Regions from separate parts of the Homo sapiens genome. Here region 2 is linked to region 1. The links are chromatin loops, found by intact Hi-C in ENCODE. Cell type or tissue: Calu3. All regions are shown on one strand. Each heading gives the region's core, and the rest is flanking DNA. Links, peaks and the distances in the headings are about the cores only. Region 1 overlaps ALPK3 (alpha kinase 3). Region 2 overlaps LINC00933 (long intergenic non-protein coding RNA 933).

Evidence for each region. Peaks named below come from ENCODE experiments on the same cell type or tissue, not always from the same donor. Only the 100,000 strongest peaks of a DNase experiment are listed, where the experiment ranks them.
Region 2: it touches region 1 in a loop (6-fold over the local background); 3 of 110 quality-filtered maps call a loop at or near these places.

Annotation. Positions count from the first base shown.
Region 1 is chr15:84,839,388-84,855,371 of GRCh38, forward strand. It overlaps ALPK3 (alpha kinase 3), which reads left to right. Exons shown (of 14, transcript NM_020778.5): 5 at 315-1,545. It also overlaps the pseudogene LOC124900361. Among named protein-coding and RNA genes, the nearest start is that of ALPK3, 30 kb to the left of the region's middle. RefSeq lists an enhancer at 1,376-1,869. In Calu3, for the core only: a CTCF peak has its summit at 6,363 (motif pointing right); a DNase peak (open chromatin) is centred at 6,374.
Region 2 is chr15:84,571,939-84,586,480 of GRCh38, forward strand. LINC00933 (long intergenic non-protein coding RNA 933) reads left to right here. Exons shown (of 4, transcript NR_038274.1): 2 at 277-406; 3 at 1,084-1,313; 4 at 6,010-8,243. Among named protein-coding and RNA genes, the nearest start is that of LINC00933, 8.6 kb to the left of the region's middle. In Calu3, for the core only: no CTCF peak of the experiment used is centred there; a DNase peak (open chromatin) is centred at 7,703.

The DNA of each region.
Region 1 (15,984 bases), core at 2,751-10,750:
CAACTGTATCATCATGACTTCACGAGGGGCTGTGTTGGTCACCTGCTTCTGAAGGGAGCTCTCCTGGGCCCCAAGTCTAATCCCTCCTGGGACAGTATGGCCTTGGTCAGCCGCCACCTTTTTGCCAGCCTCAGTTCCCTCAGCTGTAATGGAGGGTGTTGTATGTTGTGACGTGTGAGATGGGGCGTAGCACACGGCAGGGCTTGCTGTAGGGAGGGGGAAGTGTGCCCGGCTCTGAACGGCTCTGGCTGGGGGGTGTGGGGGCTCTCACCTCCCAGGAGGGGAGAGGTGGCACCTCCCGCTCCTACCTCTAGGTGTCGAGAAGAAGATGCCGCCATCTACCAGGCCTCTGCCCAGAACAGCAAGGGCATTGTGTCCTGCTCAGGGGTCCTGGAGGTGGGCACCATGACTGAGTACAAGATCCACCAGCGCTGGTTCGCCAAGTTGAAGCGCAAGGCTGCGGCAAAGCTGCGCGAGATCGAGCAGAGCTGGAAGCACGAGAAGGCGGTGCCTGGGGAGGTCGACACTCTGCGCAAGCTCAGCCCCGACCGCTTCCAGCGAAAGCGGCGATTGAGCGGGGCTCAAGCGCCGGGCCCCTCGGTCCCTACCAGGGAGCCTGAGGGTGGGACCCTGGCGGCTTGGCAGGAGGGAGAGACTGAGACTGCTCAGCACTCAGGTTTGGGCCTGATCAACAGTTTTGCTTCTGGAGAAGTGACCACCAACGGGGAGGCTGCCCCCGAGAATGGAGAGGACGGAGAGCATGGCTTGCTGACATACATCTGTGACGCCATGGAGCTGGGGCCTCAGAGAGCCCTCAAAGAGGAGAGTGGGGCCAAGAAGAAAAAGAAAGATGAGGAATCCAAGCAAGGCCTGCGGAAGCCAGAGTTAGAGAAGGCAGCCCAAAGCCGCCGTTCTTCAGAAAACTGCATCCCCAGCTCAGACGAGCCTGACTCCTGTGGGACTCAGGGGCCCGTGGGCGTGGAGCAGGTTCAGACCCAGCCCAGAGGCAGGGCTGCACGGGGGCCTGGGTCCTCTGGCACAGATAGTACCAGGAAGCCAGCCTCTGCTGTGGGCACTCCAGACAAGGCCCAGAAGGCCCCTGGCCCAGGCCCAGGCCAGGAAGTGTATTTCTCCTTGAAGGACATGTACCTGGAGAACACCCAGGCAGTCAGGCCTCTTGGGGAAGAGGGACCCCAGACCCTGAGTGTCCGGGCGCCTGGGGAGAGTCCCAAGGGGAAGGCACCCCTCAGGGCTAGAAGCGAGGGGGTGCCTGGCGCTCCTGGCCAGCCCACACACTCCTTGACCCCCCAGCCGACTAGGCCTTTCAACAGAAAGAGATTTGCCCCTCCAAAGCCCAAAGGAGAGGCCACCACTGACAGCAAGCCCATTTCTTCTCTGAGTCAAGCTCCAGAATGCGGGGCCCAGAGCTTAGGAAAGGCCCCACCTCAGGCCTCTGTGCAGGTGCCGACGCCCCCTGCCCGGCGGAGACATGGCACCCGGGACAGCACGTTGCAGGGGCAAGCAGGCCACAGGACTCCAGGAGAGGTAAGTGTGGGTGTTGGGTGCCTGGAGGCCGCTCTGGGAAGCTGACCTCATGGAAACTCTTGCTGCAACTGCTGGGCAGCCAGTGAGCAGTGGGCTATTTATAGAAAGGGGTGGGGAGGGACTGGAGTGCCAGCTACAGGGACCACAGGCATGCCCTTTGCCCCAGCCAGTTTCCAGATGCCAGGCATGTGGGCAGCACAGCCTGACTGTGACCCTCTTCTGGGAGTGTAGGAGTTCACAGCCAAGGGGACTGTGCCCCGGAGGGAGATGGAAGAAGATAATGTTCTCTGGGGTGGGAAAGGGGGCCAGTGGAGAGCTTTCTGTGGGCTTTGCTGAGGCAACAGTGTTTCATGGGGGAGACGGAGGAGCAGGTGTGCGCTGTAGTGTACAGCAGGTGGCAACTTGGCTACTCATTCGATTTTTAACAAAGCTGAATGTCCAGGAAATGCTGGTTAAATCTGGGTTTATCTAAGGTTCTGGAGTCAGGCATACCTATATGCAAATCTGACTGCCTTAACATGGCGTGATCTAGAGCAAGTTGTAAAACTGGAAGAATAATCATAACAATACCTACTTCGTAGGGCTGTTGTAAGAATCTGGTGCCCTCTAAGAACTAAGTAAGTGGCAGTTGGGATCAGATATGACTATGGTGGGAAACAGAGGCAAAGTGTTTTTACTTGGTAACAGGAGTGCCATCATCTTCTAGGGAACAGGTAGCTGACAGAGAAAAGATTATGTTTTGTGTGGAGACAGGGGTAGTGGAGTGTCCACTCCCCAAAGAGGCAGATGGGTGGCAGCGTTAAGGAGCTTGAGGGGTGGGATTGAGAGGGCAGGAAGGAAACAATTCGTCCCTTTTGGTTATTTCTTTATGTTTCAGGGGCTTGGGGGGCATTATTTCACAGTGGTTTTGGGAGACAGAGTGTTTTATAGTGGGACAGAAAGAAGACAGTGTTTCTTATGAGTGGCAGAAGGAAAAGTATTTCAAGAGTGGGGCTGGGGTGGATAAAATAGATAGAACATATTTACACTGAGACAAATACTGGTTATTTATTTGAAGTCCCAATTTAACTGGGTGTCGGTATTTCTTTCTTTCTTTGGTTTGTTTATTTGTTTGTTTGTTTTTTGAGATGGAGTTGCCCAGGCTGGAGTGCAGTACAGTGGTGCGATCTCAGCTCACTGCAGCCTCCGGCTCCCGGGTTCAAGCAGTTCTTGTGTCTCAGCCTCCAAAGTAGTTGGAATTACAGGTGTGAGGCACCATGCTCAGCTAATTTTTGTATTTTTAGTAGAGACAGGGTTTTGCTGTGTTGACCAGGCTGATCTTGAACTCTTGACCTCAAGTGATCTGTCCACCTCAGCCTCCCAAAATGTTGGGATTACAGGCGTGAGCCGCCGTGCCCAGCCCAGTATTTCTTTTTGCTAAATCTGATAACCTTAAGTGGAGACATCCTCTGGTTTTGGTGAGAACTAAGATGAGACTGTTTCTTAGGATAGAGGAAGCAGTTATAGATCGGGAATGGCTTCATGGGGGAACAGGAGGAAAGCAGTGTTTCCCAGGGGTAGGGACAGAGGACAGGTGGTTTCTCGGAGCAGTGAAGGGAAGCACATGAGGGACAAGCTGATACAGCACCTGGCAGAGGGCAAAGGGGAAAGGATGCTTTGTGGAGAACAGGAGGGGCTTTCCCATGGAGAGAACTTTCATGGTGGGAAGGAGGGAAAGACTAGTTTTAAGGGTGACCATGGGAAATGGTTTTATTTCATGGGTGCTAAGGTTAGACTGTAGGAACAGTAGTTCAGAGGGCTTTGGAGTGGAACAAACCTCAAGGACCTAAAACCAGACTTTCTGGAACCTGTTCCTGACTCTTGTCCCCCTCATGCCTGGTCTCCTGTAGTTTTGGCCACTGGAATGGTAAGTTCACAGTGGCCCGGGGAAGGCTTTGTGGGGCTGCTGCACATGCCTGACAGCCCACAGGCTGGACAGCAGGGACTTTTGGAAGAGATGGCTCTCATAGGCCCTCATAGCTCATTTAGGAAGGGACCAGGCTGGTGGCCAAGTGAGTGTGCAAATCTGGCTTCTCTGCCTAAATGGTGAGGAACCCAATACCAGATGGTGGCATCCTCCTGGTAGGGCCAGAGGAGGAAGTACCAGCCCCCTCTTCCTTGCCTCCCAAAGGTAGGAGGAGGGGCTCAGGCAGTGTGGTACCTGAGAAGTTGTCTGTGTTGGTTCCACTGCTCCAACAAAAACCTCATGGTTAGGCTGGGTACAGTGGCTCATGCCTGTAATCCCAGCACTTTGGAAGGCCGAAGCAGGTGGCTCACTTGAGGTTAGGAGTTTGAGACCAGCTTGGCCAACATGGTGAAACCCCATCTTTACTAAAAATACAAAAAATTAGCCGGGTGTGGTGGCACGTGCCTGTAATTCTGACCACTTGGGTGGCTGAGGCAGGAGAATTGCTAGAACCTGGGAGGTGGAGGTTGCAGTGAGCAATAGTTTAGATAGTCTCATGAGACTAAGGAGACAAAAATTAGAGCCCATGGTCTCAAGAGTGGGAGCCCTTGTAAGCCCCCTGGGTTTTGGGTTGGGACTCTGAAGGTTTGTACCCTAGGAGAAAGGGGAATCAAGTAAATTAGTCTCACGGTATTGAGTTACTGACGAGCTCCAAGTTACATGGATAACTAAGAAATATCTCAATCCCTGAAATTAGAATTAGGTGGTTCAAGATACCTAGTGCCCTCAGGCACCTGGCAGAAGCAAACAAAAATCATATCTGGAGGATGACAGCATCATCTTAAGCCTGAAATTATTTTTAAAAAGTATTTCAAATATAATATTCAGCATGAAATGAAGATAAGTCCACAGAAGATAGAAATTGGCCCACAGGTTGCCGGGCACAGTGGCTCACGCTTGTAATCGCAGTACTTTAGGAGGCTGAGGTGGGCAGATCACTTGAAGCCAGGAGTTCAAGACCAGCCTGGCCAATGTGGTGAAACCCTGTCTCTACTAAAAATATAAGAATTAGGCCAGGCATGGTGGCTCATGCCTGTAATCCCAGCACTTTGGGAAGCTAAGGTGGGTGGATAACAAGCTCAGGAGTTCAAGACCAGCGTGGCCAAGATGGTGAAACCCTGTCTCTACTAACAATACAAAAATTACCTGGGCGTGGTGGCGGATGCCTGTAATCCCAGCTATTCGGGAGGCTGAGGCAGATAATTGCTTGAACCTGGGAGGCGGAGGTTGTGGTGAGCTGAGATTGCACCACTGCACTCCAGCCTGGGTGACAGAGTGAGGCTCCATCTCAAAAAAACCCAAAAAAACAAAAAACAAAAATTAGCCAGGTGTGGTGGTGCATGCCTGTAATTTCAACTACTTGGGAGGCTGAGGCACGAGAATCACTTAAACCTGGGAAGCAGAGGTTGCAGTGAACTGAGATTGTGCTACTGCACTCCAGCCTCGGTGACAGAGTGAGATTCTGTCTCAAAAAACAAAAGAAAAGAAAGAAATTGGCCCACAGGTTTCCAACTTTTGGAATTATTAGACATGAATTATAAAATTAAAATTAGTTTACCTCCTTCATATATCGAAGGAGATAAGAAGACAAGATTGCAAATTTCACCAAATACCTAGAAACTATAAAAAGTGGAAAAGGCCGAGCGCAGTGGTTCACGCCTGTAATCCCAGCACTTTGGGAGGCTGAGGCAGATGGATCACCTGAGGTCAGGAGTTCGAGACTAGCCTGGCCAACATGGTGAAACCCCATCTCTACTAAAAATACAAAACTTAGCTGGGTGTGGTGATGCACATCTGTAATCCCAGCTACTCAGTAGGCTGAGGCAGGAGAATCGCTTGAACCCGAGAGGTGGAGGTTGCAGTGAGCTAGGATCACGCCACCGCGCTCCAGCCTGGGCAACAGAGCGAGACTCCGTCTCAAAAAAAAAAAGGTGGAAAAGACTTGAAAATGAACCAACTAGAATTCCAGAGCTGAAAAATACAATAACTAATATTATTTATTCTGGTTATGGCAGTTTTATTTCTGGATAAGATGGAGTAAATACACTTGATTCTGTATCTCCCACTGAATGCAGCCTAAAATTTAGGCAAAATGTATAATACACCTACTTGACAACTTTGAAAAGCAAATAGTCGCAGACAGATTGGGGATGAAGACCAGAACTCAAAGTACCACTGAACCTACGGTGTTTACTTTTTTTTTTTTTCCCTTCTGGCATTTCCTGGCCTGGTCTTAATGCTGTTTGAAACCCAGATGTAAACATTAACTTGGGCAGAGAGAGTTCCAGAAGCCCTCTAGATCAGCCTTCAGGAATGGAAAAGAGATTTCTTGGCAGTGACAGTGGTAGCAACAGAGGCCACAGGTGCCTAAAACTTTGAGAGAAGAGAATCTTCCCCTCTATTCAGAGGAGCTGTGATCCTAAGAGTGGGACAAGTCCCTGTTCCTTTTTTTTTCTCCTGGGTCTCTTCCTTGGTCCAGATCACAGGCTCATGTGTGAAACAATGTGGCAGAGAGGGGTAAAGGAAGCTCCAGCTATTTGGCCAGAAGACTGAAAAAGGGGGCCCTATGGGGGAAACCGTGGAAAGGGAAAAGCTTGGGAAAATGACCTCTGAGAATCATTAATGACCTCTGGGTTTATAAACTCTTTATAAATTTCTGGGCTCATCCCCAGATTGTTCCTGCATGGATCTGATTCTGAAGAGCATATAAAAAACTTTGAGAATGAAATACTTGGGAGAATAAAAAACTTCGAGAATAAAAACACTAATGAACCATCATGTAAGTCCCACACTGGCCACTGGGTGGCACACACACAGGGCAGATCCAAATAGCACTGCAGGCCGGGTGTGGTGGCTCATGCCTGTAATCCCAGCACTTTGGGAAGCCGAAGCAGGCAGATCACTTGAGGTCAGGAGTTCGAGACCAGCGTGGCCAAAATAGTGAAACACTTTCTCTACTAAAAATAGAAAAAATTAGCCAGGCATAGTGGCACATGCCTGTAGTCCCACCTACTCGGGAGGCTGAGGTGGGAGAATTGCTTGAACCCGGGAACCTGGGAGGCAGAGGTTGCAGTGAGCTGAGATCATGCCATTGCACTCCAGCCTGGGTGACAGAGTAAAGCTTCGTCTCAAAAATAAAACAACAACAATAAAAAAACCCCAAACAGCATTGGAAATGCTTGGAAAATGGAACCGAGATTGAAACTATAACCTCAGAGGCCTGAATGGAATTTGTAGCCTGAACACAACTAGGTAGATTGCCTTCCAAGACAAAGATGTTAATACTCTCCATAAGATTTAAACAAGAATCAGAGTCTTGTAATATTTAAAATGTCCAAATACAATAAAAGTTACATGGCATATGAAAAATCATGAAAATCTCCACTTGCATGGAAAGACAATCAAAGAGTGCCAATGCCACAGTGACACAGATGTTAGAATCATCTGACTTTAAAATCATCTGACTTTACTATAAAAATGTGGCAAGTAAGGGTGAATACTCTGGAAACAAATGGAAAGATAGAAAGTCTCAGCAAAGAGGTAAAAGACTAGGCTGGGGAACATGGCAAAACCCTGTCTTTACAAAAAATACAAAAAAGTTAGCTGGGCATAGTGGTGTGTGTCTGTAGTCTGAGCTATTTGCAGGGCTGAGGTGGGAAGAACACTTGAACCCAGGATGTTGAGGGTGCAGTGAGCTGAGATCACGCCACTGAACTCCAGCCTGGACAAAGGGAGACCCTGTCTCAAAACAAACAAACAAACAAACAAAAAGAGGTAAAAGATATGAAGAACCAAATATCAATTTTATTCATTTTTTATTTTTTATTTTTTTGAGACAGAGTTTTGCACTTGTTGCCCAGGCTGGATTGCCTGGCACGCTGCAGTGGCATGATCTCGGTTCACTGCAACCTTCACCTCCTGGGTTCAAGAGATTCTCCTGCCTCAGCCTCCTGAGGGAGTAGCTGGGATTACAGACGTGTGCCGCTACACTTGGCTAATTTTGTATTTTTAGTACAGGGGTTTCACTGTGTTGGCCAGCCTGGTCTTGAACTCCTGACCTCAGGTGATCCACTCACCTCAGCCCCAAATATCAATTTTAGAATTGAAATTTACAATAACTGAATAAAAAGACTTACTGGTTGAGCCCAACAACAGAGTGATAGGTGACAGGGAGAAGACAGTGAACTTGAAGTTAAAGCAATAGAAATTATTCAATCTGAACACATACGCCCATACACGCACAGAGAGAGAGGAAGGGAGGGAGAAACGGGGAGAGAGAGAGAGAGAGAGAGAGAGAGAGAGAGAGAGAGAGGAATCAGAAAAATCAATGAACAGAGCCTCAGAGACTTGGAGTGCTGTATCAAAAAGTCTAACATTTGTGTCACTGGATAATCAGAAGGAGAAAGAGAAAGACAGTGATGCAGAAAAAAATATCTGAAGGAATAATGGCTGAAAACTTTCAAAATTTGGCAAAAGTCAAGAAGTTCAGCAAACCCTAAACAGGAAAAGCCCATAGAATTCCACATCCAGAAACCTCATAGCCAAACTGTTGGAAAGTAAAGACAATGAAAAACTCTTGGAAGTAGCCAGAGAAACATAATACATTATTTATAGGGAAGCAATGATTTGAATGACTATAGATTTCTCATCAGAAACAATGGAGGCCAAAAGGAAGTGGAACAACATTTTTTTTTAATGCTAAAAAAAAGAACTTTCAACCTATAATTCTACATTTAGCAAAAATATCTTTAAGTATTGAAAGTGAAATAAAGACATTCTCAGATAATGGAAAAAACAAGACACTACATTGTCAGCAGACCTGTTCTAGAAGAATTGCTAGGCTGGGAGCTGTGGCTCACGCCTGTAATCCCAGCACTGTGGGAGGCTGAGGCAGGTGGATCACCTGAGGTCATGAGTTCGAGACCAGCCTGACCAACATGGTGAAACCTTGTCTCTACTAAAAATACAAAAAAAATTAGCCAGGGGTGGTGGGGGGCACCTGTAATCCCAGCTACTGGGGAGGCTGAGGCAAGAGAATCACTTGAACCTAGGAGGCAGAGGTTGTGGTGAACTGAGATTGCACCACTGTACTCCAGCCTGGGTGACAAAGCCAGACTTGATCTCAAAAAAAAAAAAATAAAAAGAAAAAGAATTGCTAAAGTAAATTTTTCATAGAGAAAGGAAATAATACCAGAAGGAAACTTGAAACATCAAGAATGAAAGAAGGGCAATGGAAATGGTAAATATCCTGGTAAATATAATAGATTATTTCATCTTGATTTCTTTAAAATATGTTTGAAGGTAAAAAGTAAAAAAAAAAAATTACATTGCTGGAGTTTTTTTAATGTATGCAAATATAATATATAAGACAAATACAACATAAAGGGGCATAGGGTAAAGAGACCTATATGATGGTGAGATTACTGTATGGCACTTGAAGTGGTAAAATATTGACTCTAAGTAGACTGTGGAGAGTTAAGTATGTATATTGTAAGCCCTAGAGCAACAACAGAAATACTATACAAAGAGATATAGTAAAAATCACACTACGTAAGTTAAAGTGGAATACTAAAAGATGTTCTAATCTAAAAGGAGGCAAGAATAGGGAAACACAGGAAGGAAAAACAGGAAACAAATAGAAAACAAATAGTAAAATTATTGAGTAAAATCTAAACCTATAAATAATTATATTAACTATAAATGGTCTGAGCATATCAATTAAATGACAGATTGTGAGACAGGACCAGAAAAACTTTCCCAACTTGATGCTGTCAATAAGAAATCCATTTCAAATATAGTGATATAGGTCAGTTACAAGTAAAATAATAGAAAAATATATACCATGCAAACACTAATCAGATGAAAGCTGGAATGGCAATATTAATATCAGACAGAGTAGATTTCTGAGGAAAGAAAATTACTGGCTGGGTGCAGTGGCTCACACCTGTAATCCCAGCACTTTGGGAGGACAAGGCAGGCAGATCACCTGAGGTCGGGAGTTCGAGACCAGCCTGACCAACATGGAGAAAACCCATCTCTACTAAAAATACAAAAATTAGCCAGGCATGGTGGTGCATGCCTGTAATCCCAGCTACTTGGGAGGCTGAAGCAGGAGAATCACTTGAACCCGGGAGGTGGAGGTTGCGTTGAGTCGAGATCACGCCATTGCACTCCAGCCTGGGCAACAAGAGTAAAACTCTGTCTCAAAAAAAAAAAATTACTAAGAGAAAAATAGTGAACTATCTAGTGATAAAAGGGTCAATTCAAGAAGACATAACAATAAAAAATGTGTATGCACCTAACAACATACCTTCAAAATACATGAAGCAAAACCTGACAGAACTGAAAGTAGAAATATACAGAAAACAATAATTATAGTTGGAGACTTTAACACTCCTCTCTCTCAGTAATCAATAGAACTAGTAGACAGAAAATCAGTAAGGATATAAAAGAACTGAACAGCACCAGCAACCAACTATCTAATAGACATATATAGAATACTCTGTGTAACAACAGAATACTCATTCTTTTCAAGTGCATATAAAATATTCACCAAAATAGATTATATCCTGGACCATAATATAAATCTTAACAAATGTGAAGTAATTGAAATAATACAAAGTATGTACTCTGACCAAAATGAAATTAAACTAGAAATCAATGACAGAAAGATAATAGAAAAATTTCTAAACACTTTTAAATTAAAGAACATACTTTTATGGGCCAAGGAAGAAGTCCTAAGGCCAATTAGAAAACATTTTAAATTGAATGAAAGTGAAAATACAACATACCAAAATGTTGGATGCTGCTAAATCAGTGCCTTGAAGAAAATGTATAGCATTAAAATGTTTATATTAGAAAAGAAAAAGGATCTGAAATATCAATAACCTAAGTTCCCACCTTAGAAAACTAGAAAAAGAAGAGAAAAATAAATCCAAAGCAAACAGATAGAAAAGAACAGAAAATAATGAAACCAAAAACAGGAAAATTATGGAGAAAATAAACCCAAAGCTAGTTATTTGAAAAGATCAATAATATCAATAAACTTCTGGCAAGACTTAGAAAAAAAAAAAAAAGAAGACACAAAATACAAGTATTAAGAATGAAAGAGGGGATATCACTACAGACCCTGTAAGGATTGACAGGGTGAAAAAAAAAAAAGACTACTATGAAAAACTGCACATAAATTTAACAACTTAGATGAAATAGAGCAGTTATTTAAAAATTATAAACTACCAAAACTTATGCAAAAATGACTGCCCTGCCCCATCCCTGTTAAGGTCCTGGTTTTGTCCCTTGCTCTTCCAAACCAGCATTCCAGGGCCATGCCCCCTTAGAGGGTTATAAACCATACTATTTTTCATTCAGTTGTTCATTCCTGTGAACCCCTTATGTGTTTGGTACTGTGAAGAATGCAAAGGTGAATAAAACTTTTTATTTTTATTTTTATGTTTTTATTTTAAGAGACAGGGTCTTACTCTATTGCCCAGGCTGGAGTGCAAGTGTCATAATCATAGCTTACTGCAGCCTCGAACTCCTGGGCTCAAGCAATTCTCCCACCTCAGCCTCCAGAGTAGCTAGGACTACAGGCATATGCCACCACACCTGGCTAAATATTTTGTTTTTTTTTTGTAGAGACAGGGTCTTGCTGTGTTGCCAGGCTGGTTTTGAACTTTGGGCCTCAAGCAATTCTCCTACAATGGCTTCCCAAAGCACTGGGATTCTAGACATGAGCAACCATATCTGGCCATACACTGAGTCCTTAATATCTGAGAATTTATGAGGGAAGAGGGAAAAAGACAGCATGGCAAATTAAACCTCCTAATATCCCTTGTAGTAAAAAAGCTTACATAGAGCCAACTAGGTTCATTCTGCTCACACCATTTTTATTTTTAAGAAACATATGACATTCCTTCTCATATCTTTACACAGTTCCAGATATACACACACACACACACACACACACACACACACACACCCTCTGTCATAATGTTTAGTTAGAGGGGTCAGCCCTTGTAGAAGTGTACAGAGAATATTCAGTCATCCACCATGTATTTATTGATTTCCAACTCCCAGGCCTGTACTGGGCCCTCTTCAAAGGGGAAGAATTCACAGATTAGCAGATGACATATGCATGAAATAAATACCACACAGAATGGGGGTATAATGATGGAATTAGTAAATTTGCTATGGGGGCCACTAACTTTTTTGGGGTAGAGGAGGGAACTCAGGAAGTCTTTAAAGAAGAAAAGAAACTTGAGTGAGGTCTTCAAGGATGAGAAGGAGTCCTTCAGGTGGTCAAGGAGTAGGTGAGAATGTCTGGTACAGAAAAAAGTACATAAAAGAGTTACTAAATAGCACAGTTGTCAGTACAGTTAAGTTAGTGTTGGGCGGAGGGACCCAAGAGATGAACCTGGAGAAACAGATCTGGGATTCTTGCTGAGGGACGGGCCTCACTGATCACACAAGGGTTGATTTCCTTATATATTTTCATTTTTAATTGTATTTTTGTTAACTGTATGTCACATGCACAAGGTATAAAATTCAAAAAGTACAAAAGATACATAGAGAATATTAAGTCTCCCCACTTCCCTATCCCCACTGCTCAGGTCCTCTCCCTGAAGGCAGTTACCAAAGCAGGTTCTTTGGGCATCCTTCCAGAGCTATTTTCTTTACATTTGAAAATACGTGTGTGTGTGTCTGTGTATTTTCCACACAAAGGTTGCATATTATACTTTCTATCCTTTACCTTGCTTTTTTATTTGGATGTTTGTTTTATTTATTTGGAATATGGATATACCATAATTCATTGGATCAATCCTGTATTGTTGGAATTTAGGTGATTTCTAGTCTATTGCAATTTAAACAGTGCTGCAGTATATATCCTTGTATATAAGTCCATCTGCACATGAAAGTATACCTGTACGATTAATTCCTAGGAATGGAATTTTTGGGTTAAAGAGTATAAATATTTTTAGTTTTAATAGATAATGCCAAATTGCCGTCTGTAGAGGCTGTGCGATGCCTGTAACCCTGGCCAAGAGAGTACAGCAGTCCCCCTTATCCACAGAAGATACTTTCCCAGATCCCCAGCGGATGCCTGACACTGCAGATAGTACCAAACCCTATATATATTGTGTTTTGTCCTATACATACACACCTATTATGAAGTTTAGTTTATAAATTAGGCACCGTAAGAGATTAACAACAATAATCATAAAATAGAACAACTATAGTAATATGCCAGTATCACTACTCTTGTGCTTTGGGGCCATTTATTAAGTAAAATAATGGTTACTTGCACGCAAGCCCTGAGATACCAGGACAGTTGATCTGGTAACCAAGACAGCTACTTAATGGGTAACGGGCAACCTAGTGTATACCTGGTGGCTATGCTGCACGAAGGGCTGTTTCACATCCCAGGTGGGGTGGCATGAGATTTTATCATGCTGCTCAGAACAGTGCAAAGTTTACAATTTGTTTTTTCTTTTTACTTTGGTTAATCTTTAAAACTCTCCCATGGCAACAATCATAGATTACTATGTCATATAACACCTATGTCTTATATCTCCCCAGGAAAACATACCACCATCGAGTGCCATGGCATCCTAGAGAGAACTTCCATCTTTGCTCACAGCGTTAAGAGCTCTTGGTTTTGCAGCCTCTTTGAAATGACCTATAAAATTTATCAATTGTTTATTTCTGGAATTTTTCATTTAATATTTTCAGACCAAGATTGGCCACAGTTAACTGAAACCACGGAAAGCGAAACCGTGAATAAGAAGGGGCTACTGTGTGATTAAACTTTTTGCTCTTTGAAGCTAGGTCTTTTAGGCTTTATCCTGTCAGTGATGATAAGCCATTGAAAGGTTTTTTAAGAGGGGAGTGTTTCAGTCAGGTTTGTGTTTTGGAAAGGTCATTTGGGCTGCAGTGAGGAAAAGAGTTTAGCAGAGGCAAAGACTAGAGTCATGGATACCAATTAGGAGGCTTTACAGTAGTCCAGGCAAGACAGAATTGTTGGCAGATCCGATTAGGCAGTTGGCAGTGGAGATGAAGGAAATGGATATTGAGATAATGAAGAAGTAGTTTCAATAGAACTGAGGGATTGATCTGGCTGAGAGTGCGTTAGGAGTGAAGGTAGCTTTAATCAAGAAGTTCTAGTTCCGTGAGTCTTGTGAACAGCAACAGTCTTGTATGCACAGTCTGCACCTTCTTTGTAGATTTATAGATCTTATGTCTTTATTAACATTTTCTAATCCTAGAATATCAAAAGATAAAAAAGAGGCTCTAATATATTACTAATTGCTGTTTCTTGGCACCAAGGCAGTTTTGTCTGTTAATATCCGGTTGTCAGAGAAGTTGGAAGAGCATTTTTATTAAGATTCTTCAGTTAGGCCGGGTGCAGTGACTCATGCCTATAATTCCAGCACTTCTGGAGGCCGAGGTGGGTAGATCATTTGAGGCCAGGAGTTCAAGACCAGCCTGGCCAACATAGTGAAACCCCATCTCTACTAAAAAATACAAAAATTAGCTGGGCGTGGTGGCACATGCCTGTAATCCCAGCTACTCGGGAGGCTAAGGCAGGAGAATTGCTTGAACCTGAGAGGTAGAGGTTCCAGTCAGCCAAGATCATGCCAGTGCGCTCCAGCCTGGGTGACAGAGCGAGACTCCGTCTCAAAAGAAAAAAAAAAGATTCTTCAGTCAGCCTGTAGTCCCAGCTATTTGGGAGGCTGAGGTGGGAGGATCACTTGAGCCCAATAGGTTGAGGCTATGATCTTGCCTATAAATAGCCACTGCATGCCAGTCTGGGCAAGATGGCAAGAACCTGTCTCAAAAAAAAAAAAAATCCTTCAGTCAGACTTATTCCTGATATTCGCCAAACTCTAATGTTTCCCACATCGATAACATTCATTCAAAATTCTGAATTTAGGCTGGGTGCAGTAGCTCACACCTATAATCCTAGCTCTTTAGGAGGCTGAGGTGGGAGCATTGCTTGAGGCCAGGAGTTTGAGACTACCCTGGCCAACATGGCAAGACCCCATCTCTAATTTTAAAATATAAAATAAATTTAAAAATTTAAAATTTGAAAAACAGAAAATTCCTAATTTAGTAAAGTAACTTTAAATTCTACACTTAATTTACATATATTTTAATTATGTATATTTAAAAGTCTTTCATTTTGTGATCTTATTCCTTTGATTTTGTGTGTGGTTCTGATATTTAAAAATATTTATATGTTATAATTTCAGTTTTATATAATACCATTAATTATTTCATCTGTTCACTCAGTTTCTACTAATTTTTAATGATGAAAAATGATACAGTGTTTTCACTTCTTCTCTGCATTTTCTTCATTCATCTTTTTTTGAGCCAGAGTTTCACTCTTGTTGCCCAAGCTGGAGTCCACTGGCACGATCTTGGCTCACTGCAACCTCCGCCCCCGGGTTCAAGCGATTCTCTTGCCTCAGCCTCAGAGTAGCTAAGATTACAGATGCGCACCACCACGCCTGGCTAATTTTTTGTATTTTTAGTAGAAATGGGGTTTTACTATGTTAGCCAGAGTGGTCTCAAACTCCTGACCTCAGATGATCTGCCTGCCTCGGCCTCCCAAAGTGCTGAGATTACAGGTTTGAGCCACTGTGCCTGGCCTTCATTCATTTTCTATCTCATATTGGCCTAAAGTTTGATTTCTAAGTGATTATCTTTATTTAGGTAAATATCCTCTATTTCTGTTACTTGGTTTTTCAGCTTTGAGTAATGTCTTTGGTGCCTGGCTCTTACAGGTGACACAGTCAAGGAAGTTTCTTCCCCTTTCCACTTTCGTGCTGGCTGTGTTGTTTCTGTATCGTCAGGGCATAGAACATTGACATTCTGATTTGCCATTCTAAACCCCACTTGATTTTAGTCTTGCTTCTACAGTTATATGTTAATATGCATTAATATATATGTTAATGTAAGTGAAATATGTTCAGTGCTTACCGTCAGCTCTTTTGCTGTTGTTTTCTCAATCATCTTTTGGTTGACTACATTTGTTCCCTGGTGATTTCCTCAAGCAGGGCTTGTGGGAACAATATTCCTTTAGTCTTTGTATGCTAAAACACAATGTTCTCGGCTTAGCAATTTTCCGGAGGTTTCTTCAGGAGTGTAGCTGCCAGCGTTTTCTGAGATCTGCCTCCATTCCATCTCCTCTCCTTGTCTGCTCTGCTCATCTGCCGTGTCTTCGGCCAGTTTCCACCCAGGCCTCCATGACCCTGCAGCTCTTGTTGCACGTGGACTTACGGGTTTATAACCTTGGGGTGACCTTTGTCTACAGTAGCCGTGATTTTGCCGGCGTCTTGAGACCTGCTGAACAGCTCCACTCTCCTCCCGCTGAGCTGTGGCCCTGTTTATTTCCCCATATCACTTTGCTCCTCCTCAGCTTCCCAGTGTCTGCA
Region 2 (14,542 bases), core at 4,401-12,400, 270 kb before region 1:
TAGCCATTATTAGCTATGATTATTATTGTGCTGGCTACACATGCATTAATGAGGCAGGAAAATGCTCAAGGATAACAACCAAGTATCCAAATTATCTCATCAGACCGAAACAGATGCATATGTTTGCATGCTCATGTTTTAGCTCAGAGCCATTTGTCTAAAAGACTCTTGAACTCAGGGGTCCAGGCAGTATCAACTTTACTTTGCAGTGAAGCCATCACGTTTGTTAATCAATGAAAACGACATAATGCTCTTTTTTTTTTTTTTTTTTTTTAGCACCAACCATGTGCCTAAAGCTAACTGTGTCAAAAAGAGCATGCTTCGAGGGGCTGGAGTGAGCAATTCAACTTGTGGAGAAATAAGAAATAATAGTGTTGAGACAAGAAACATAAAACCGCAGGGTAAGGTAGGAATCACTGAAGGTCAGGCAAAGGAACTGGCATCCAGTAATGAGTCAGGCTTTGACGGCCTCTGGCCCTACAGATGGCTCTTTGGAGAGGAAAAAATTAAGCCAGGCCTGAGGCCACAGATCCTAAGGGACTGCTGGCAGCTCTAGGCTGTCTATGGAAGAGAAGCAGAGGGTGGCACCTGGTTGAAAGAGGGAGCTGGGGGGCATGGCTTGAGCCCGCATTTACAGATAGAGTCCCCTGATTCCTGCAACTGGGGAAGAAGAGCATGCCTGGATCAGGGGACCTCAAATCAGAACTCTTCCCACCCACACCCCTTCTTTTCAGGGCATCTTTCACTGCAAACAACAGATAAACTAGTTAGAAAGCTCAGCAGATTCTCAGGATGGTGCCTAGCGGGCAGGGCCTAGCTACCCTTTGACAGTGACTGAGGGTGATGCCACAGGCCCGTAAGCACACATTGGAAAATCTTTACATCCATGGACACGCCATGCCCCACAGAGACAGCTGTGCAGGGTTCTTTAGGTTTGGGGTGCTCTGCTGGCAGTTGCCTTATAAATATATAGGATTAAAATGGGATGCCCTGGAGCTTAGCTAACCTTTACACCCCACTCTAAAAGGAACGGACTGCTAGTTTTGTCTGCTTTATAAAAGATGGATCTGTCATTGTTTTTAGAACTTTTGGAGAAAGATTTCTTGGGAGGAAGCTATCCTGAACGCTTAGAGACTTTTCTCATTTACTGGCACACCAGCTTTAGAGTCCTAGGTCTTCATCCTGGCTCAGCCACCCTCCAGCTGTGTGAACTTTGAGAAGTTGCTTGACTACACTGAGTCTCGTTGTCACTATGAGTGGAGGTTGCTACGTTGCTACTGTGTGGAGCACCTACCCCCAAGCACTCTTATAAGGTGATGGTGAAGATTAAATGAAATAATACGGCTCAAGGGGGAGGATCACTTGAAGCCAGGAGTTTGAGACTAGCCTGGGCAACAAAGCCAGACCTCATTTCTATGAAAATGTTTTTTGTTTTCTTTTGTTTTGCTTTTTGAGATGGAGTCTCGCTCTGTTGCCCAGGCTGGAGTGCAGTGGCATGATCTCAGCTCACTGCAAGCTCTGCCTCCTGGGTTCATGCCATTCTCCTGCGTCAGCCTCTGGAGTAGCTGGGACTACAGGCGCCCGCCACCACACCCAGCTAATTTTTTGCATTTTTAGTAGAAACGGGGTTTCACCATGTTAGCCAGGATGGTCTCGATATCCTCACCTTGTGATCCACCTGCCTCGGCCTCCCAAAGTGCTGGGATTACAGGCATGAGCCACCTGCCCGGCCCGAAAATGTTTTTTAAAAAATTAGCTGGACTTGATGGTTTATGCCTGTATTCCCAGCTACTCGGGAGGCTGAGGTGAGATCATTTGAGCCCAGGAGTTTGAGGCTGCAGTGAGCCATGATCACGCCACTGCACTCCAGCTCAGGCAACAGAGAGAGACCCTATCTCAAATCAATGAATAAGTAAGTAAATAAATAAATAAATGAAATAATGCACACAATTACTACACTAGTACATGATCAGGCACATGATAAATGCTCAATAAATGGTAGCCCCAATAAGCTTTGTAATGTTTTGGGAAAGGGTGTCCTTTGGACTCAGCCCAGTGACAGAAGCATTTGAAAAGACTGATTTGTATGATGGCTATTTCCTCCAGGTACAAACCTGTACCTCCAGGGACCCAGGGCATTGGCTCAGTGGGGCACCTTGTTCTATTTTCTCTTGTTTTGGGCAGCACTGATTGCCCTAGGGCTAATCAGGACTGCCACCCCAGACTCCATTGCCAAGAGTATCCCCCTCCCCAAGCTAGCCATGGGAAAGCCACTTGCATCCTAAGACTACTGGAAATTAAAGGGAATAAAAAGCACAATTTAGTCGCTCACTCTCCAGCTGATGGGAAATAGGTTTTTGCTATTTTGAACAGAGCTGTTAGGAACATTCCTTGTCCACATCCCCTGTTTTATATTGTTTTATATAGGCAAGAATTTCTTTTGGATGTAGAGTAGAATTGCTGAGCTGGGAGGAGTATGAATATTCAGCCTTATGAGATGGAGCCAAATTGTTTTCCAAAGTGGTTATACCAGTGTATACTCCCAGCAGCAGTTCTTAAGAGATCTCAGGATCTCTATCTTCTGGTGATGTCACAACATACAAAAAGAATGAATGCCAGCTATAAACAACAATAAGGATGAATCTTAGCAATATAATATTAAGTGAAAAAAAACAAGTTCCAGAAGGATGCATACAGCATCCTCTATATAGCTTGGAAAAGAAAATGTGGGCATGGTGGCTCATGCCTGTAATCCCAGCACTTTGGGAGGCCAAGGCAGGAGGATTGCTTTAGGCCAGGAATTCAAGACCAGCCTAGGCAACATAGCAAAACTCTGTCTCTACAAAAACTAGAAAAATTAACTGGGTGTGGTGGTGCAGGCTTGTAGTCCCAGCTACTCATGAGGCTGAGGTGGGAGGATCTCTTGAGTCTAGGTGATCAAGGTTACAGTGAGCCATTACTGCACCACTGCACTCAGAGACAGTAAGTAACTTGTCTAAGGTGGCCTCATTAGAAGTTAGCTGCGGCCAGGCGCAGTGGCTCACACCTGTAATCCCAGCACTTTGGAAGGCTGAGGCGGGCGGATCATGAGGTCAGGAGATCGAGACCATCCTGGCTAACACAGTGAAACCCCATCTCTACTGAAAATACAAAAAAAAATTAGCCGGGCATGGTGGCAGGCGCCTGTAGTCCCAGCTACTTGGGAGGCTGAGGCAGGAGAATGGCGTGAACCCGGGAGGCAGAGCTTGCAATGAGCCAAGATCGGGCCACTGCACTCCAGCCTGGGCAACACAGTGAGACTCCATCTCAAAAAAAAAAAAGAAGAAGTTAGCTGTGGTGGCTGGGTGCAGTGGCTCATGCCTATAATCCCAAAACTCAGGGAGGCCAAGGCAGGAGGATCACCTAAGATCAGGAATGTGAGACCAGCCAGGCCAACATGGTGAAACCCTGTCTTTACTAAAAATACAAACATTAGCCAGGTGTGGTGGTGGATACCTGTAATCCCAGCTACTCTGGAGGCTGAGGCAAGAGAATAGCTTGAACCCAAGAGGCAGACATTGCAGTGAGCTGAGACTGCACCACTGCACTCCAGCCTGGATGACAGAGCAAGACTCCATCTCAAAAAAAAAAAAAAAAAAAGATTCAAAAGCGTTAGAAACCAAATAAATGTAATGAAAACAATCAGATTTTCTGCTTAAAGACCAGCGAAGAGGACAAATGGGAGGGGGAAACTGGAGCTCTGCCCCTGTTGGTGGGAGTATAAACTGAACCAATTTTTCTGCAGGATAATTTGAAAATTTATATTAAAAACCCTAAAACTGTTGTACGTTATTTTCCTCCAGAAATTCTACTTCTATGAATTAAATCCAAAAATGCTTGCTCTAATCCACTAAAAATATACATATAAGAAAATTTATTTCTGGGGTGGCAATGATTAAGTTAATATACATCGAGCTATTAAAAATGATGATGCTAAGGATAGATTTACTGCCATAGAAATATGCCTAAAACATAGTGACAAAAGACTATATAATGATTCTACTTTTTAAAATGTGTATATGCATAAAAAAGTATAAAAAGCAACAAGGCAGAATGTTTTGAGTGGCAAAATTAAAGACTTTTCTTCATATTTTGTCTTCCAAATTATTAGAAAAAGAATATGATTTTCTTTATAATCAGGGAGAAGTATTATTTTCATTTATTTCTATTTAAATTTATTTTCTTTTCCTTATTTTTTCTCATCTATGTATCACATATAGTCTAGAAAGCTTGAATCCCTGCCTCTTGAGATAAATCAGCCCATTTCTTTCTCTATAAATTTGCCTTTTTTGGACATTTCAAATCAATGGAATTATACAATATGTGGTCTCGTGTCTGGCTTTTTTACTTAGCTAATGTTTTTGAGGTTGGTCCATGACATATTGTAGCAGGATGAGCTGCAGACAAAACTCCTCAGACACCAGGTTAAAAAAGGAAGGAGCTTTATTCAGCTGGGAGCTTCTGCAGACTTGCATCTCAAAAGCCAAGCTCCCCAAGTAAGCAATGACTGTCCCTTTTAAGGGCTTACAACTCTAAGGGGGTCTGTGTGAGAGGGTCGTGATCAATTGAGGAAGCAGGGGGTATGTGACTGGGGGCTGCATGCACCAGTAATTGGAATGGAACAGAACAGGACAGGGATTTTCACAATGCTTTTCCATACAATGTCTGGAATCTATAGATAACACAAGCAGTTAGGTCAGGGGTTGATTTTTAACTACCAGGCCCCCAATTTTTTTTTTTGAGATGGAGTCTCACTCTGTTGCCCAGGCTGGAATGCAGTGGTGGGATCTCAGCTCACTGCAAGCTCCGCCTTCCAGGTTCATGCCATTCTTTTGCCTCAGCCTTCTGAGTAGCTGGGACTACAGGTGCCTGCCACCACGCCCAGCTAATTTTTTGTATTTTTAGTAGAGTCGGGGTTTCACCGTGTTAGCCAAGGTAGTCTTGATCTCCTGACCTTGTGATCTGCCCACCTCAGCCTCCCGAAGTGCTGGGATTACAGGCATGAGCTACCACACCCGGCTGATATTGAAATTAACGTTTTGCTTTCTTCTTGCATCTATTTTTCACTTCTCTGACATTTTGATGGATAAAGTTTCATTTGGAAGGATTTTTATTTCAAAATAGAAATAGCATATAACATGAGAATGGGAACTCTGAAAGGTTCAACTTTCTAGTCATTAGTTTCCTAAGATTGTCATGAAAGCCACATATAGTCAATCATGATTGGCCTGTATTAAAAGTGAGATAACATCATGTACAACTTAAGCACTGTACTTTCTATCAGATATAGAAAAATAGGTGGTGTGTTTGGAAAAGTATTGGGCTAGGAGTCAGGAAGCTTGACTGTTAGTCCCAACCCTCCTTCTTCAGCTGAGCACCCCTAGGCAATAATTCAGCAGCTATTTCTTAAATACCTAATGAGTTTCAGGCTTTGTAGTTGGGCTGGGAATAAAGATATAGATATTGCTTTCATGATTCTCCAAGGCTCCCCTCCTCACCCCAACTCACAGTGAGCTTTCTTATGCATTGTGTAAATTTGTCTCCTAACAGGTCCCAACTCTCTCTCCAACCTGCTTCCCAGGGAAGTTGTGAGGATCAAATGAGAGAGAATATGTATGAAAGCAAATTCTAAATGATTTTAAAATGCAATAAAATATGACCTATGGAAAATTATTTAAAGATCCTTAGAATTTTAAATAAACAGTACATTAACCTGAGTTCTCTATGGTTTTTATTTTAAATAGATATGAAAGTTTTACAATGAACCACTGATATGGTTGAAAAACTTAGCTTGATTATTCTCCAAGAAAATGATACAGTGGTTTGTCTGGTGAATTTTCTAAAATTGCCAGCCAAATAAAACCAAAACCTCTTTTGAGTTGAGTGACTGGATCAGTCAAAGGAACATTGACTGTGTAATGGAGAAATGTTTTCTGTGTTCACTGACAGCTTGCCGTTGTTTGATTCCAGCTGCAGCATATCATGAGTGATGAGATCTGTGTACAGGTGACTGACCTTTACCTGGCAGAAAATAATAATGGGGCCACCGGAGGCCAGCCGAACACACAGAACTCAAGAAGCCTCCTGGAGTCAACGTATCCACAGAAAGCCAAGCAGCTAATGTCAGATGAGAAATGCTTTAAGGTGAGAGTTGCTCATGTAGTCAAAGACCTTGCTGGTGACAATGTAAGTTGTTAGGATTCTCTGAATCGGAAGTTATAGCCAGGGTACTTTGACCCCGTGATTCTACTCCTGGAACTTTTTAGAGTTCCTAATGAGTTCACCAGAGAAATACAAAGTGGAAGTAACCATCTTCCTGGACAATCTATTTTGTTTCTTTCTTGCCTTAAAAAAAAAAAACTAGTTATATATGATTTTTACAATTTTGTATTCTTCTTTTTCCCTGAACATTTTTCATAATATGCTTTGTATCTCTTATTGTTAAAAAAAAAAGTTGGTACATGAAACCCATGGTCGTGGTCATTATAGAAAAAAAAGTAGGCCTGGCACACTTGGCTCACACTTGTAATCCCAGCACTCTGGCAGGCCGAGATGGGTAGATCGCTTGAGACCAGCTTGGGCAATGCAGCAAAACCCCATCTTTGCAAAAAATACAAGAATACAAAAATTAGCCAGGTGTGGTGGCATGCGCCTCTAGTCCCAGCTACTCAGGAGACAGAGGTGGGAGAATTGCTTAAGCCTGGGAGGTCAAGGTTGCAGTGAGCCCTGATCATATCACTATGTTCCAGCCTGGGTGACAGAGTAAGACCCTATCTCAAAAAAACAAAACAAAACAAAAAATGCAGATAACCAAAAAAAGTCACCTTAGAATTCTTTCCTGAAATTACCATTGATGACATTTCTAGACTTTCCTGTGCTTGAGTATATATTTTGAAAGAGTTTATACTGGACAAATGGTCTTTCACTTTATTTATTTATTTATTTATTTAGAGACAGGGTCAGGCTCTGTTGCACAGGCTGGAGTGCAGTGGTATGATCCTGGCTCACTGCAACCGTGCCTCCTGGGTTCAAGTGATCATCGTGCCTCAGCCACCCTAGTAGTTGGAATTACATGGGCCACCACACTGGCTAATTTTTGTATTTTTAGCAGAGATGTGTGTCAGATCCCAGGGTCCAGGTCCAGCCCATGGTGAAGTCTGAGGGGAGTGGGTGGGTGAGCAGAAAGAACAATCGGGGGGCCATAGGCAGGTGAAAGATAGTTTTATTCAGCGGCAGCTCTCATTAACAGCTTTCTTACACTAGCTCTCTTATTAGCAGCTTACTCTTCCACTGTTCGCCTGTCTCAGCAGCTTGAGCCAGCTGCCCCTACACATAGCTGCGCAGCCAGCTCTCTCTTGCCTTCAGGGTCAGCAGCTTAACTCCTTCTCTCTCTGGGCATGAGCAAGCCCAGCTGTGTCCTGGCTCCCTCCCATCTGCCTGCAAGATGGACAGCTTTGGCTCTCTCTTTCTCTGGGTGCCAGTGTGCTCATCATGTCAAGCCATGTTAAGCCAAACTGAGCCAAGCCCCGAAGAGCCATGTCTCTTATGCACGGCATCAACAGGGCAGTTATACCTTTTACAGACAATAGTGGCATAAAGCCAGGAATGAACTTACACAAACAGGTTATATTACAAGTGGAGCTGTGTGCTTGCACGCCAAACTCGTGAGTCACACAGGCCTAGATATCCACCTCGGCCTATTCCTTGACCAAAGCACATCTATGTACCTTACTATGTGGTTTTGTATGTTGGCCAGGCTGGTCTCAAACTCCTGAACTCAAGTGATCTGCCCGCTTCAGCCCCCAAGTGCTGGGATTACAGGTGTGAGCCACTGCATCTGACCGGAAAGGATGTATTTTTGCTCAATTAGCAACACTTCTGGGTCTTTAATGTCTTTTCTATGGCTATTTGATATTCACTTTATAGAGAATTAATGCCTGTATTGTTGGACATTTAAGTTGTTTCCAAGTTTTCACCATTATAACTGTATTTGTGTGTATATATTATATTCTTGCCAGGCTGTAAGCTTTACTAGCAGAGAGGAAATTTTAAAGCTTTAAAAGAACGCTGAGCTAGATCTAGCTTCTGGCTCTGTGTGTTTATTGACCAGTGGTGTGCCTTGAGAAACCAGAACTCTCTGAATTTCAGTTTTGTCTCTGTGTAAATGAAGAAGGTTGTAATAAAAAAAATCTCAAGTTTCCTTCCAGGCTCTGATCTTCTCCATGTGATTCTGATAGTTACCTCCTCTGCAGAAAGCCATTAGGGTAACGGCACTGAGAATCTCAGGGTTCTGAAAGGGGAGATCCATGTGCCATCACCATTGATAGTTGTTTTTTGCAAAACATGTTTTGCTTGCCTCTATTGGTGTGTTGCTTTTAAGTACGGATTTTTTATTTTTATCACCAGGCAGCCCCTGCAACATTTTTGGCAAAAAAATCATTCTCCCATAGCAGATTGTGCTTGTGACTTTGGGCCATGATGAGGCCATAGTCTGGTGTCAATGTGGGGCAGCAATAATGACACACCTCATCCTGCTGTAAGGCCTTGTTGGAGGCTCTTTGCCTAGTCTCCAGGCAAGGGGCAGCTGCCCTTCTCTTAGCAAGGAAAGAGGGCTACTTCTTTTAGCCCAGAGCATTCCGTGGAAACTGGAGGCTCAAAGTTCTCAGATGTATCCACTTAAGTTTCCCCATACCAGCTATCAGGATCCTATTCCTCTCGTCTTGTCTCCTCCCCTCCCCTCACTTCCCCTCCCTTCCCCTCCCCTCCCCTTTATTTTCTTTTCTCTTTTTCTTTTTCTCTCTTCCTTTCTCTCTTTCTTTCTTTTTGTGATGGGATCTCATTCTGTCGCCCAGGCTGCAGTGCAGTGACGTGATCTCAGTTCACTGCAATCTGTGCCTCCTGGGCTCAGGCGATCCTCCCACCTCAGTCTCCTGGGTAGCTGGGACACAGGCAGACGCTACAACATCTGGCTAATTTTTGTATTTTTTATAGAGATGGGGTTTCACCATGTTGCCCAGGCTGGTCTCAAACTCCCGGGCTCAAGTGATCCTCCTGCCTCAGCCTCCCAAAGTGCTGGGATTACAGGTATGAGCCACTGCACTTAGCTCTCCTTTTCCTTAAGTAATTCTAAATAAAAACAAGACTAAATCATAAAATAAAATGTGTGTTTTTGGGGAAATGACACAAAACTTCCATGACACCTGACATTAAAATAGTTTATTTCTCGATTTCCTGCTGTGTGCATGTGTGTGTGTGCACCCTTGTCATTGGTTGACGCCCTATGTGTGTACTTGCTATAGCTACTGGGTCAATCTGCACAATGTCTGACTCCACAGTTTCCAGCAAACAAAAACTCTATATGGCCTAATTTTCAAGCAGTTGAGATTGAAGCAGCAGTCTCCTTCTGAATTTAATTTGAATTAAACTGCCAGGCCGTACTTGTGTGGGAAACTGACAATTTTCAGCAAGAAATTTCCAGGTGAGGCCTGTCACCCTCCAGTGTAACTCTAGGGCCTGCATGGCAGGGAGACTGGCTTTGGCTGGAGGCTGGGTCAAAAGGCCTCTCCTGGAATGGCACATTCCCATCCCAGGGAGGGAGCTCTGTTGGGAGCAAGAGATGGACCAAGAAGACCCATCCATTAGGAAAGTGGCCCTTGGTCTGTGCAATTTTAATAGAGTGGGGAGCTTGGTGCAATAACCACTTCTGATGGGGAAACTAGTTGGAGACATGGGCATTCATTGTCTTTCCCATGTGTGCCCCACTGGGGCCCAAACTTGAGGGGTGAAAAGTTCCAGGAGACAGATCAAGAGTGGTGTACATGTCACAACTGCCCAGGCTGGGCTCCTCCCACCACCCATCGGTCCTGCCCTCTGGAACCCCGGGCAGGCGGGCAGGAACGCTTTTTGTGGTCTGGGCTTCTGGCCAGGATGTCTATGGCTTCCTAACACCCATGTGGGGCAGCCTAGTGTAAAGATCCTGAAAGTAGGAGAACAGCAATTGATCAAGTGAACCCAAGATATGACTAAAACTCTCTGATGGCAAAGCCTTTGATGCTGAAGAGTCTGGCCCATAGAAAGATGGCCTTGAGCATGGCACCTCTGACCAAATCCCTTACTCTGACCTACTGAGCATATGGACCCAGCCCTGCTCACAGTCAGGGCTGAAGGAAGACCTCATGGAGTTTATGTGATAACTGCACTTCCCGTGTGCCTGTTACAGCTGATTCCACCCACACTGTCCTCTGCCCTGGCCAGCCCAGCCCTGCCATGCCCTGCCATTGCAGTCAGGGCTCTTTGGGTGTGAGTGACAGAAAATTCACTCGAGTTGGCTTAGGCAAGAAGGGAAGTTCATTGCTCAGTAAGTTAGCCACGGGCAGGGCAGGGAACAGCTGGGCCTCAGGAATACCTGGACTCAGAGTCACCAGCACTGTCAAGATTTGCAGGCTCCTTCCCTTGTCTCTGTCTCCACCTCAGTCCGCAGATCAGTTTTGTGCTCTCAGAGCAACTTTCTTCACAAGGTTGGAATCAGGCTGTTGGCAGCATGAGGCTTCCATCTTCCTGGCTTTGCCCCTAAGAAAGGATGGGGCTCCTCTCCATTAGTTCCTATTCAGAAAATTCCAGAAGAAAGTTACTGCTTGGTCTGGTCTGGATTGGCTGGGTAGCTGGGACACTAGAACTGCCAAGCCCTCTAGTGTCATGTGGTTGAAGTAGGGCGGGGAGATGTATTAGTCAGTTCAGGGTGCCATGCCACAATACCACAGACTGGGTGGCTTAAGCCACAAACATTTATTTCTCACAGTTCTAGAGGCTGGGAAATCCAAGACCAAAGTGCCAGCAAGGTAGGTTTCATTCTGTGGCCTCTCCTCTTGACCTGTAGGTGGCTGCCATATTGTATGCTTACATGACCTCTTCTTTGTATTTGTGAGGAGAGAGAGAGTGAGTGAACTCTCTGGTGTCTCATCTTATAAGGACACTAATCCTACTGAATCAGGGCCCCACCCTTAGGACCTCATTTAACCTTAATGACTTCCTGAGATGCCTCATCTCCAAATGCAGCCACAGAGAGGGTTAGGGCTGGATTTGGAAGAGACAGAGACATTCAGTCCATGATGGAAAGAAAAACTATTCATGAAAAAACGGGTGCAGTAGCCAGAAAAGGGGAGACAAAACTACAGATGGTCTCCCCATTTCCCCCAATACACAATACACACACACACACACCCCTGCCTTTGCCCCTTCCCCACAAGGCCACTCCCCACCCCGTGATTATTTACCTCCCTCCTGTCCTGCTCTCTGGAGCTGCCCCTTCCCCTAAGTTGTCCTGTGGCTCACTGAATGCTGCATGCAGGTAGGTGCATGTAAATGCAGCCCGGAACTGGGGGCCTCCTGGACCATGTGTGTCCTGAGCCCCACCATGGGACTGGGCAGGAAGTGGGTCTTACCCATGTCTCCTGTCCTCAGGCAGAGCCTAGCCCTGGGACATGAGCTCAGTGGGTGCTGCAGCTTTGTTGGATTCACCTCAGGCGCCCTTTCCCCATCCACTTATAAGGTACCCAGGGCCTTGATACCTCTGTCCTTGGAAGAAAAGAATGAGATTACCCAGCTCACATGAACCTGCTGGTGGCTTTCCACAATAGAAGGATATAATTTTCCAGTTCAAAGAGTCTACCGAGTGACTAGCATAGTGAATGAAGAAAGACCTACAACAAGGCACATCATTGGGAAATTCCAGAAAAGCAAGGATAGAGAGAAAATCCTAAAATCTTATAGAGAGAAAAGAGGTCATATATAAAGAGCCAAGACTCAGCATGACACTGACTTCTTCCCAACAACACTGGGAACTAGAAAATAATAGAGCAATATTTCCCAATGTGAGGAGAAGTTATGTTTAAATTAGAGCATTATTTCCAGCCAAACTATTAATCAGGAGTTGGAGTAGAACAATGACATTTTAAAATATGTGGGGTCGGAAACTTGGCTTCCATTCACTCTGTCTCAGGAAGCCACTGGAAGATGTGCTGCAACACGGTGAGAGGATAAACCAAGGAAAAAGAAGATCTGGGGCCAGGGAACAGGAGATGCACACAGAAGAGGCAGCAGGAAATTCACACGATGGTGCAGAGACATGCCAGGATGCCAGCTGTGCCATGGGCTGAGAGCCGAGTCCAGTTTGGAGCAGAAGGATGGAGTTCAAGGGAGAGAGAGAAGCCTCCAGGAAAATAATGGGGCTGATAGAGTATCCAGTGTATCTTAGTTTTTGGATAATTATCACTAGGCATTTGATAGATTGGTTGAAGCATCTGAAAAAATTGGTAGGTAATTGGTAAAAAATAAAAATAAAAATAAAGAAAAACATAAACAAATGAAGGGAAAAAGTCTACAGCAATTATTAACTCTGGGGGAATAAAGGAAAGAAATGAAACAATTTCAGTGTGGAACTTGGGTTAGGGAACAATATTTACATAGCTATAAGAATGTAAATGCTTTTGATTTCATAAAATTGTGATCCAGTCAAATTGGTGTAATGGAGGCAAGGAAAGTAAGACCTCATAAGGAAGGTAAGCCCTATACTGTGCTATGCCAGGAATTGACAGATACTGAAGAAAACAAATCAAGAAATAGCAACATAAACATTCTTTAGAAATACAATGATAGTCCGGGCATTTTGGCTCACACCTGTAATCCCAGCATTTTGGGAGGCCAAGGTGGGCGGATCACCTGAGGTCGGGAGTTCAAGGCCAGCCTGACCATGGAAAAAACCCATCTCTACTAAAAATACAAAATTAGCCAGGTGTAGTGGTGCATGCCTGTAATCCCAGCTACTCAGGAGACTGAGGCAGGAGAATCGCTTGAACCTGGGAGGTGGAGGTTGTGGTGAGTGGAAATCACACCATTGCACTCCAGCCTGGGCAACAAGAGCAAATCTCCATCTCAAAAAAAAAAAAAAAAAAAAAAAAAAAGATAAATACCAGAGGAAGTAGCAAAATCAGCTTAAAGAGATGGCCTCTGGGAATTAGAACTCAAAGGCAAGAAAGGAAAGGGAAGAGTAAATGGTTTTTGATATAAGCCTTTTATTATCATTTTGTTCTTTTTTCTTCTTTTCTTGTTTTACTGAGGATTTCTTGATCCAGATACCATTTTGTTCTTAACTCTGTGTATCTAGTACTTTGATCAGAATTAAATATAATGTTATTAGTTCTGGAGACCTGTTGTACAGCATGATGACTATAGTTAATAATAACGTATGCTTGAAAATTGCTAAGAAAGTAGATTTTTCGCTTTTATTATTATTTTTTTCTTTTTTTTTTTGAGACGGAGTCTCGCTCTGTCACCCAGGCTGGCGTGCAGTGGTACAATTTCGGCTCACTGCAACCTCCGCCTCCCGGGTTCAAGCAAGTCTCTGCCTCAGCCTCCCAAGTAGCTGGGATTACAGGCATCTGCCAGCAGGCCTGGCCAATTTTTGTATTTTTAGTAGAGACGGGTTTTCACCATTTTGGCCAGGCTGGTCCTGAATTCCTGACCTCATGATCCACCTGCCTCAGCCTCCCAAAGTGCTGGCATTATAGGTGTGAGCCACCACGCCCGGCTATTTTTATTTTATTTACTATTTTTTTTGACACGGAGTCTCACTTTTTCACACAGGCTAGAGTGCAGTGGCACGATCTCAGCTCACTGCAACCTCTGCCTCCTGGGTTCAAGTGATTCTCCTGCCTCAGCCTCCTGAGTAGCTGGGACTACAGGCCCATGCCACCACACCTGGCTAATTTTTGGTATTTTTAGTAGAGACGGGGTTTCACCATGTTAGCTGGGATGGTCTCCATCTCCTGACCTTGTGATCCACCCGCCTCAGCCTCCCAAAGTGCTGAGATTACAGGAATGAGCCGCTGTGCCCAGCCTGCTTTTATTATTTTTAATCAACACATAGTTGTATATATTTATGGGGTATAATATTTTATACATGTATACAATGTGTAATGATCAAATCGTAATTAGCATCTCCACCACCTCAAACATTTATCATTTCTTTGTTCTGGTAGCATTCAAAATCCACTCTTCTAGCTATTCAAAACTATATAATAAATTGTCATTAATTACAGTCACCCTATAGTGCTAAAGACACTAGAACTATTCTTCCTATCTAGCTGTACTCTTTGTTTTTGTTTTTGTTTTTGTTTGTCCCCCAGACAGGGTCTCATTCTGTCCCTAAGGCTGGAATGCAGTGATGCAGTCACAACTCACTGTAGCCTTAACCTCTTGGACCCAAGTGATCCTTCCACCGCAGCTGCCCAAGTAGCTGGGACCACAGGCGTGCACCACCATGCCTGGCTAATTTTTAAATTTTTTGTAGAGAGTGGATCTCCCTATGTTGCCCAGCCTGGTCTCAAACTCCTGGCTCAAGTGAGCCTCCCAAAGTGCTAGGATTACAGGCGTGAGCCACTGCACTCAGCCATGTACTCATGTATCTGTTAACCTGTTAGCCAACCCTTGGTTACCCCCTCCCCCT